2 separate regions of the Homo sapiens genome follow, and region 2 is linked to region 1. Evidence: read pairs that join two places in POLR2A ChIA-PET (ENCODE). Cell type or tissue: MCF 10A. All regions are shown on one strand. Links, peaks and the distances in the headings refer to the core of each region. The heading gives the core; the rest is flanking DNA.

Region 1 (5,670 bases), core at 157-5,156:
TTCTTTTCTCTAATGATTAGAGAAATAATAATAATGGCCAACACATATTGAATATCTGCTGGAAGGCAAGCCTTATCTCACTGTACCTAAATTACTTTATTTAATCTTTATGAGTACCATGTGAGGTAGCTACTATTATTATTATCCACATTTCATACCAAATGTGGATAATAATAATCATAAGATGGAGGGAGGTAGTGTAACCTGCTCCAGATCACTTTGCTAAAAAGTGGCAGAACTGGGATTCAAACCTAGACAGTCTGTTGTGTTAAAGTCTATCTCAAGAATTTGAAATTCAGGTTAAACTTGGCTCCATTAAAGCATTAAAGGAGGTTGCTCGTCAGGAATGCCTTTTCCTTCCTTTTCAGTAGGGTCAAAGTTCTGCTCTGGGACCATGTATCTCCTTCCCAGTTCCTTAGGGTATTTCCTGGTGCCTGTCCCACTATTCCCTTTGGCAATGAAGTGTATCTTCCACATGAGCTGACTTGAAAATCCTCTCCCATTTGCAAAAACATAGACTCAAAGAAATTTTCTGTGTAGCACTTTTAAACATGCCTCCGTAGCTATAAATTGGCTTTTCTTCTTTTTTGGTTCAGGATTGTACTTCTGTGTTATAACTCCCTTTTATATGTCTTAAAAGAAGTTATCAATCATCTTCATGTTTACCGTTGTGCCTCTCACAAGAAAGTGTTGCATTACCTGAAGGAAGCGACCTTGGCATTTTCTTCTGTCTTCCCATAGGATGCTGTTCTTTGAGATCTCAATAAAGATGGCATCTGGTTCCCTTTCTTAGTGTTGTTCCTGTATGCAAAGCTGTCCCTTAAGGGTATGAAGTTTTAAAAAGTTTTTTATCAAGAAATATAAACCAGGGTGTTACACATTTTCTGTTATGGGAGGGGGAGGCCGTAATTTTGTTTCTTGAGATTGTATTAAGCAAGAATCCATTATCTCCTTTGAGAAATAGCTTCATATTTACTAATGGAGATAATTAAATGGATGCCTGGGGTATGAGTTGGTGCTCTGACTTTTATTATGTTTCATTGTTTTCTTGTGTAATTGATCAACTTTGTAGTTGGAGAATAAGGTTAGATCAGTACAGTATTATCTAGGGTAGGTATTGGAAGGGAATGCTATCTTTTTACAGGCCAAATTTTTTTTTCTGCAAGGAAAATATCAGTGATATATCAATAACTTGAACACATGACATAATTTCAGTTAAATCATTTTTAGTATGAATTATTTTCTGTTAAATGTAATTACAAGTACTAGGCTGCTTATAAGATACATTTCTGAAATTATTTGAAATGAATCATTTGGAGTTACTTTGTTTTAAAACTCCCAGAATGCAATTACTGGTAAAGACTGTCAATTGCGGCTAGGTACGGTGGTTCACACATGTAATCCCAGCATTTTGGGAGGCTGAGGCAGGCAGATTGCTTGAGCCCAGGAGCTTGAGACCAGCCTGGGCAATATGGCAAAACTCTGTCTTTATTAAAATACAAAAATTAGCCAGGCATGATGGTACATGCCTGCAGTCCTAGCTACTCGGTAGCACATGGCTGAGGTGGGAGAATCCAGGAAGTTGAGGCTGCAGGGCTGCAGTGAGCTGAGATCACACCAATGCACTCCAGTCTGGGTGACAAAGTGAGGTCCTGCCTCAAAATAAATAAATAAATAAAGACTGTCATAGCCACAGAACAGCTGTTGTGCTCCATTCAACACTCTACATCCTGGTTGTTAGTATGCCTTGTAACTTGCCTTAGAAAGTCACCTAGGCTTTTCTTTTCTTGCTTGTAAAATAAGGGCCCCCTTCCAACTCCAAGGTCCCATACACCACTATTAGAAATTGAAGTTTTAAAAATTTAAAATAAGACAACAGTAGTTATAGTAAACATTTATATAGTGTTACTATGCATTGAGCTCTGTTCTATTTTACATATTTTAATTTTATGTGATTCTCATAGTAATCCAATGAAGTAAGCATTATGATTATTGTGTCCATTATATTGATAGGGATATTGAGATAAAGAGAGGCTAAGTGACCTACCCAGGGTAACACAGCTAGCTCAGATAAGAGCCAGGATCCAGCCCAGACAGTAGGATTTCAAAATCCATGCTCTTAGCCAGTGTACCATATGACCTCCCATTGTATTTTTATTTGCTGTGTTTTTGTGAATTTACGATTAAAAATAAAGTGTAGGTCTTTGATGATATGAAATGATTTGACCAAATCTTAACTTTTTAAAAGTCACAAAGTTAATTAACATGATTCTCATTTTTTTAGATGAGGATCTAGTTAAAAACAATTCTACAGTCAATATACTTTAAATTTAAATATTTTAAAATAATTCAGTGCTTCTTTGAAGAAAAATACATTTCAATGATTTAGTCTTTTCGGTCATAGAAAATTGCCTGTGTTTAGGAAAAATAATATTTTATATCTGAATATCAGTTGACACATTCATATGGCCAAAACTATCTCAAAATTAAAAAAAAAAACTAAATATCTTATTATTTTCAGTTTCTACTTCTCCTCTACCTCCCAATCTAAAATTTAGCATATCTTTAGCATTTGTGTGTTAGACTCTATTTGATGTCCGTACCCTAGGGTTCAGTCATTAACACAATTGCTATTGATGGCTTATTTGTCACTCAGGGCAGAGGGAAGAACCTTGATCTGCCATATTTTAACAGGAAAGCAAAATTGTTGGATCATGTACCTGCAATTAGACCCACATTTAGCACATTTATTTTCTCCTACTTGTCATCACTTAGGTGGCATTTTATGATTATTCTTGTAAGGCTAAGTATAATCAGAAGGTTCCAATTAAAAGTGTTTATCAGAATTACTCAGAGAATAATTTTAAAATGAAGGAACCAAATTCTAAGGCCAAATTAGTGAATTTGACAGATATCGCTATCTTTTAATTCTGCAGGAGATTCTGCTATGCATTCTTTGTTAAAAACAAGGAATTAAAATGAAGTTTTTGAGATTTAATGAACTCGTATTTGTATTACAACTCCATGAATTATTAGTTCTAATTGATGTTAACTTAGCAAATTTAAGACTCTGTTCCTTTCCTTTCCCTTTCTCTTTCTTTCTTTCTTTTTTTTTTTTTGGTTTTGTTTTGTTGTTGTTGTTGTCTCACTCTGTCACCCAGGCTGGAGTACAGTGGCAAGATCACTGCTCACTGCTACCTCCCTCTCTCAGCTCAAGTGACCCTCCTGCCTCAGCCTGCCAAGTAGCTGGGACTACTTGGGACCACTGGGACTACAGGCACTTGCCACAATGCCTGGATTTATTTGATTTTATTTTTAGTAGAGAGGAGGTTCTACTCTGTTGCCCAGGCTGGTCTCAAACTCCTGAGCACAAGTGATCCTCCCACCTTCGCCTTCCAAAGTGCTGTGATTACAGGCATGAGCCACTGTGTCTAGGTAAAGACTGTTTCCAATATAGAAAGTTGATTTATTACTTATTTTATAATGTGATTATAAGGATTAAATATGAAAATATACAAGAGGATATTATAAATGCTCAATAGATAGCAGTCATTATAACTATTAATTTAAATTTGTTTTAATTGATATAAAATGTTGAGAGAAGGAAAGTGAGGCGACTGTGGGATTTGTCCTGGATGGAGTACGTGATTTTCATCAATGCTGTGGCAATGGTCAAGACAGATATAATCCTTTTTATTGAAACACAGGCTGCTCATTCCTGTACCCCTTGATAGCTTTCTACTTGCTATTGTCCATCCAATTCTTGCAGCACTCAACCCCTGACTGCATAATTACTTGTGAAATTGCTTGTTACCCAATTCTGCTACTTCAGCAGCTCACTATCTAATAATGGCACATTAGTAGGTAAAGTAATAAATCATGTTTTAAAACTCATAACAGTTGCAAGAATGACAGGATGATGAAAACAAAGAAGCACATTCCAGATCAAAATTAAAGTCTACAAAGCTATTGTGCTGTCTGGTCTTGTTTATAGAAATGACACCTACCATCACCACATTCAATTATAAGACAAATTCTATCAGCATCTTTTAGTACCACGCTTCACACCAGATGGTAGGGCATAGTTCCCCACAATGAGGTCCCAGGACTCATGCCATCCTGAGAAGTTGAAACCATCCTACATGAAAGTCAACTCCCCAGGGTTAGAAAGGAGTGGAGCACATGCCAGGCAGATGAAACCCTATGAGGGTCCCCTGTAGCACAGCCTGAAGCAATGTAACATCACAGTGGATGGCTGGAAAACACCTGCAGCTGAATGAGTATTCTGGACAGCAATCAGGGATGGCTCAGCTCATTTTGAGCTTAGCTCTTGTCATATCCTGGAGACAAACTGGCAGGAGCAGATGCAACAGCAGCCTCTCACTGGAAAATAGCAGCCACAAGAGAACACTGGATATCGATGATTATCATAATTACACGGAACATTGCTACGTAGCACTTTTATGCATGCATTTCTGATCCTTATCACAGTTGTGCAAGAAAGGTAGGGCTCCTTCTATTAAACCAATTTTTAGGATAAAGAAATGGATGTATAGAGAGGTAAGTGACAAGCTCAATAGCACACAGACAGTAAAGGTTGATGTATCAGCAGACGCAGATACGAATTTTTAGGAGTCTGAAGCTCATAAAAATTTCAGTCTCTTTTTAAGAAATAATGTAATACCAGAATGCATAATCAGAGGGTATCGACGAAGCCTGTCTCAGCGAAGGTTTTTAAAGCTTGAACTTTATTAGATTCAGGATATATCCATTCTCTGCATATTGGTTTTTAAACTTGGTGGCTTTCCCAAGGGCAGAAGTGTCAGTATCACAGCTTAAATTATGAGAGAGAAGATTTTGTTGTTTTATTTGAAGCAAAGGACATTTTTTGCCGTGCCTTACTGCTCTTTTTATTAGACAATTTAGCAAATTGGCATGAATTCCTATTTTAATCTATAGGAGAGAGGAGGATCTTAGAAACCATGAAAATTATAATACTTCTGATTCTCTCCTAACCCTATAGTGTACCTATGACAACAACACGTAGGAAGCAAGCATGGCAATAGGAAAATGAATATTGCCAAAAAAGTAGAGAAGTAGACACTTCTGGTTGTCTGTCTGCCAGGAATTCTCTTTGTTCTCACTGGCAGGGCCTCAGGTTTGATCTGGTCTTTCTGTGTCTCCTCCACGAGACTGAGGGAAGATCCATCCTCTCGCTAGCTCTAGGGTAAATCCCTATTTGTGTTATCCTATTTCCTTAACAATAACTGGTTTCAAAAGTGATGCTTGACCCCTTCCTTGCAATGAAATATGAAGACAAGTCTGATGGGGGGACTACTTTATAAGGTTAAATGGCATTTTCCTTCCCTGCCCCATCCCTTGGAATTAGGTCTACATATGTGACCTAGAATTACAGCAGCTGTCTGTCAACCATAAAAGGGAATCAAATGCAAAATGTGAATATTGGACAGTGGAAATATGAAGGAACTTGGGTCCTAAAGGACATGGCTGACTTGGAGAATGGACAAGTCTTGGAGCTTCCTTACCTTGGGACTTTCTGTTTTATGAGATAATACCTTTTTCTTAGTAGGGAGTGTTGGCAATCTGGAGCTGAATGTCTTTACTGATACAAATATTAAAAGCAATGAACCAGGGAGATGGTTAATGGTA
Region 2 (5,670 bases), core at 344-5,343, 57 kb after region 1:
TTGGCCAAATATTATAGCTCAGACAACCTAAAATTATTTATTCTGAAGACTAGAAGTCTTACCTAAAAAGATAGTAGAGGTTATCTAAAGAAAACAATTAACTGTCATCATTTGCCACTTAGGAAAAGAAGGATTTATGTTGAAAAGGATATTATAAATCAGTAAGTTATTCAACTGAATATGCTTTGTAGTTATCAGTCCAAATTGTGAGTTAGCCAGGTTCTAATATCATTAGCTGCACACATTTCAAAAGTTATTGTTGAAAAAAGTAAGCAATTATGAGATATTATATAACAAATGAAAAATTGAGTTAAGTAAAATATTATTAATGTAGTGACTGGGGAATTTTGTATAGATATAATAAAATACAGTAAAAACTAACACATTAGCAACACAGTATAAATATTAAGCTCTGCCTAGACTCAATTCTGAAATTTCAAAAATATTTTCTTCATGATAACCTTTGTCGATCATTTATCCCGAATTATTTCATTTTATTAAGAAGAAGAGCTTAAAAGACACTCATCTTTTCATGCTTCAAATTCTGAGCTGATATGAGCCTTTGTGACTTAAGCATTTTTGAATGACTTATATTATTCCTTGAGATAAGTTATGCTGAGTTGTTTATTCTTCTTCCTACTGTCCTTACAGTAGCATGCCACAAATATTCTCTATGTCTACAACTGTTTTTACTTGATTGAAAAAATAATTTAGATGATGGGGAAAGAATTTGTTTGTAAGATATTTATTTTCATCAAAGCTGTTATCCAATCAGTAACTATTTTTTTCATTTCATCTACTTATTGCATAGCTGAATTAAGATTTTATCCATTCTTCTTTGCAAAAGGTAGAAAAAAAATTTACAGCATCAGTATGCTTTAGCATAATGAACAAGTATATTTAGTAGTTTTTTCTTAAGATTTTTACCTTACCTAGGAAAACCAACCATTCTGGTTTGCCCAGGATGGTCCTGGTGTTAGAAATGAGAATTCTATTCCCAGGAAATCTCTCAGGTCTGGGAAAATGGGGACAGTTGGTCACTGTAATCCTAGATGGTTTAAACGAATTGTTTTGTGTATGAGTGATAGTGAATAACAAATCACATTTATATAAGGTAAGTAAAAAATAGCTAAAATATATAGAAGGGTTTTATCTGTATCATTTCTTTCAAAAGCAAGTTAAAGTTTTGAAAATCCATAATGAAGATAGGAGAACAATTTAGTTATGCAGTAAAAAACAAAACAAAACCAATAAACCAAAAATAACTATTTAACGCTTCCCATTCCCATGCTGACGAGGTAAAATTATTAGAATGGAGTATGTCATCAGGTCTTTTCCTAGTCCTTTTCTGCTTCCTGTGTGTCTTTGTAGGTTTCTTTGATTTCCATTGTTGGTGTGATATTTTGGTAAAAAGCAGCTGACTCACATCCCATCCAAATCCCCAGTGCCCTTCAGATCCTTCACAAATTTGGCATTCAGCCCACTCCTTGCCAATTGCTTCCTTTCCTCCCAATTCCCACATGTCTCCTTCCTACGCCATCTGCTTCTCCTCCCTTCCTTCGATTAGTGCTTTCGTCTGCTCTTCCAATTTCTTTCATTGTTCAATGTCTTTTGCTTCCTCTTCCCCTCCTCTCCCCTAGAGGAAATTAACATACTTAATACAGCTGATGTCATAAAGCCCCTTTTCCCTAAGAAGTTAAATTTCTGTTTCTGCAAAATAAATACATAGCTCTGTTGTGTGAAGGTCAAAGGAAACCTGAGTAGTAAACCTGAAATAGATTTTTTTGGGGTTCATCTTACATAAAGTGTCAATGCATATTATGTATTCTATTTATTTTCCAAAATAAATTTTCTATTTGGGATTTAAATATGGTAAGTCAACACAACTTTATTGTACCAGTCATTGGATTGAATAAATGACTTAAAAATAATTTTTCCTGTCTATCTTAATTTTTATATTTAATAATTGAAACACTGGGGATTAGTAGAACAAAGCATAGGCTTGGGCATTATAAGACCACATTATAATTTCAGGTTTCAACACCTATTAAATGCCTGATCTTATGGAAGACATTTGATCTCTATACATTTCATTGTTTCCATCTGTGAAATGAATTGTCTAATCATACCTAGATTAGTTCAGTGTGTCGTTGAGGGAATTCAGCGAGAAAATGCATGTTAAATGTCATTGTAAATGGTGACACACTTAATACCTATTAGTAATGGTGTTCTCTTTATTATTGTTGTTAGTATACCTATTTGAACTCTGAATATATTTAGTCATCTAAATCTTGATGGAAAAGGAAAATCCAAAACTACTCATGCCATAACAATTCCAATTTTCTTCAAGAAGCAAGAAGATGATATAAATGTATGTGAACGAAGATCCAGCTTTCTATCTCCTCTGCCTGTACTTCTATCTATATCTGATTCACCACTGTGAGAATTTTCAGTTGCCACAGAATCACTAGGGGTATTTTGGGTGAACATTATGAGTAAGTAAAGTGTTTAGACTAACACTGAAATTAAGAAACTGATTCAAGTTCTATGTGTACCTTTATTGGGCAATGCTATCATCAACTGGTTATTCCACAGGAGAATTCTGTCCTAATGCCCTAAAGGTACCCACCATGTGTAATGAATCAACTTCTTTCCCATGCATCGAGAACAGTTCTAGTTACGTATTATCCTTAGGGGAATTGAGAAATTATGTGATTCAGATGCAAAGTACTGGTTAAGAAAGGCTGGTTTCTCTTCTCAAGGAACATCCTGAAACTTTCCACACACTTGCAATTTTATTTAAATAATTACACATACACTTATCATGTTTGGACCCTGAAACTAGAAAAAAGAAAGCCAAGCATTTTACACCTACCTGTGAAGTCCAAGCACTCTTTTGAAAGGATTGCAGTAAACTAAAGCATTCTCAGTTCTGGCACACAAATTAGTTTAGATGACAATACAATTAAAAAGATAATTTCAGTGAGCATTGGGTTCTTGCTCTGTCTTTTCACTATTCATATGTTACATGTGCATTTGAAAGCTTGCATGCCAACAGCTTGGTATACCGATATATGAGAGTCTTGGCATGTGGTTTTCTATCTGTAATGTTCTGTTCTTCTACCCACTTTGTCTAACACACTCATTTTTCAGATCTCAAAGACAACTTCCTCAGAGGAGCCATCAGCAAAATCCCACCCAAATACCCACACTAGATTTCTTCTTCCTGTTATCTGTTTGTTTTCCTTTTACCAAGTACTTCTCTTATAATCTATTCTAAATTATGATTTATATATTACTTATCTAATACACATAAAACATATGAAAGTCCACCTGTATTCCTCATGTCTGTCTTATGTTCGAAGCTCATGTGTTCGAAAAAGTGTTAAATGAATGAAATATAAGTCAGAAATTTAGTCTTTTAGGGTACTCAGGAATGAAAAGTTGCTAATTTGAATATATATGATTTTGTTAATTTTATTTCCACATACAATTACGTATTTCTTATCTTACTCTCCGACAAAATGGGAAGAGAGTATCATCCACACCATTTCTTTTTTCTAAAACATGATTTTTTTTGGCTTAAAAATAGGAGATACTACACAAGTTAATTATGTGAGTAAATACATTGCTATAAGTGTGACATACTGATATAGAATCTTAGAGATGGAGCTGAGTTGAGAGATTGTGAATAGGCAAGGTCCTTCGTTTTCAGGGAGAAATAGATGCCAAGCCCGTTGGTTTACGCTGAGTCACATAATGGATTAGTGTGGAGTCTCCCATCGTAAGAGTTCTTCCTGGGATTTTTCCCCTGACAGACTAGATCTGATCAACCCATCTAAAATGACACTTAAATTTGATTACGATATATCTTAACAAAAAACTCAACAACAAAGGGTTTTCATGGATTTATTTCATATAATTTTTCCATTTGTTTTGTGTTCTAAATTTAGTATTTCCTATCTTGGTAACAGCATTGAAAATAGTATTTTAAATATATAGGGTTTAATAAATTTCCCTGCTTATTTATCCGTTAGGTATGGGGATGGCCTTATGTTGATTTAATTATTTTGTACATTCTGCATGTTATTACGAACATATAGAAATTCATCTTAAATGACTGAATATTGGAGGTTGTCACACAATCTCATTCAAAAAAGAAAATAAATTGCAGCAATTTAAATAGTAAGTTAAGCTTAATCTATGACCATCTTGGGAAAGGTCTGTTATGTCCAAAGCACATTTTTGAAACTGCCCTAACAACCAGACCTTGGTCAAGTCTGGTCAATTGTTGAAAATATTCAGATAATGATATCTTCTTTGCCTGTTTATTAGGATCCTTATGAGAATCAAACCACAGTAGTCAAAAGTATTTTGAGGACTGTTGATAACAGCCTCATTATAAAGCGTTATTTTAAGTTCTCCTGTCTTGATTTTCAGTTCATGTTCATTCTACACTGAATTTAATAACTTGGAGAGGTGAAAGATATTTAACTTCAGAAATTAAAGCAAACCTTTTGAATGAGATATTTCGTGGATCAAAAAACCAAACACTTGTAAAACTGTAGTATATCCTGTTTTGATCAATGTATAGGTTTACATCAATATATAAGTCTCAATGTGTAAGATATATACCTTTATGGGCTTTATAATGTATAATCTGCATGCCCATTTTTGTCCAGGTCCTTTGAGACATAATTTTAATTCCTTATAAAGTGCTTATATCTTTACGTAAACTGACTCCAGGACCATAGTCGGGGTGCAGTGTGTTTAGATGCAGAGGTAAGGTAGTAGAGACCAAAGATTGCCAGACAAAATATTTTCTAGTTCAACAAATAATCTCTGGTGCTTTTGGGAAACAATATACTATATATTTTCAAGTTTCATCTAAGTACTATAATGAACTTATATATGAATTAAAGTCCTCAGTTTTGATATCATGCCATGTTGACATGCTATCCTACTTTGACTGTTGCAAACTGTTTGTTAGTATTCTCTTAAATCTCCTGAGATGATTCTGGAGGTTTTTTTTTTTTTTTCCCCCAAATGGATTTCCCAAAAAACAAGTCTTTTGGTTTTATTTGTTTGTTTGAGACAGGGTATCTCTCTGTCGTCCAGGCTGGAGTGCTGTGGTGTGAACATGGCTCACTGCAGCCTCAATCTCCTGGGCTCAGGTGATCATCCCACTTCAGCCATGTGAGTAGCTGGGACTACAGTATGTGCAACCATATCCAGCTATTTTTTTTTTTTTTTTGTGGCGGTGGGGTCTCACCATGTTGCCAAGGTTGGTCTTCTGTAGGGCTGGGATTATAGGCATGAGTCACCACACTCAGACCCAAAACAGTTTTGCATACTTTTCCAAAAGTTAGTTCCACTCACATGTTAGTTTCAGTCAAAGTAACATTAGATGACATAGAGGACTGCCTCACCAAGTATGCCTATGCTGCCTTCCACATGGAATTCCGCCAACTCTTGAAAATCACTGAGATGAAACCTGATATGGTTGCATGCTGCTAGTTAGCATCCATGATCTATTAGTCAAAATAGACCTTCCAGAAAGCAGAAAGTGTCTCAGAAATTGGAGTAATCAGCCAAAAAGAAAGTTGTACTTCATAATTCAAAATAATACAGTATATTAAGCAGAAGTGCTGTATTAAAATGATACAAAAT

Evidence for each region. Peaks named below come from ENCODE experiments on the same cell type or tissue, not always from the same donor. Only the 100,000 strongest peaks of a DNase experiment are listed, where the experiment ranks them.
Region 2: POLR2A ChIA-PET joins it to region 1 with 5 read pairs; 3 of 35 experiments call an interaction of 5 or more read pairs at or near these places.

What each region holds. Positions count from the first base shown.
Region 1 is chr3:78,790,585-78,796,254 of GRCh38, reverse strand. The region is part of intron 4 of ROBO1 (roundabout guidance receptor 1); the gene reads left to right. Among named protein-coding and RNA genes, the nearest start is that of MIR3923, 710 kb to the left of the region's middle. In MCF 10A, for the core only: no CTCF peak of the experiment used is centred there; no DNase peak of the experiment used is centred there.
Region 2 is chr3:78,733,982-78,739,651 of GRCh38, reverse strand. The region is part of intron 5 of ROBO1 (roundabout guidance receptor 1); the gene reads left to right. Among named protein-coding and RNA genes, the nearest start is that of LINC02077, 690 kb to the right of the region's middle. In MCF 10A, for the core only: no CTCF peak of the experiment used is centred there; DNase peaks (open chromatin) are centred at 1,471 and 2,591.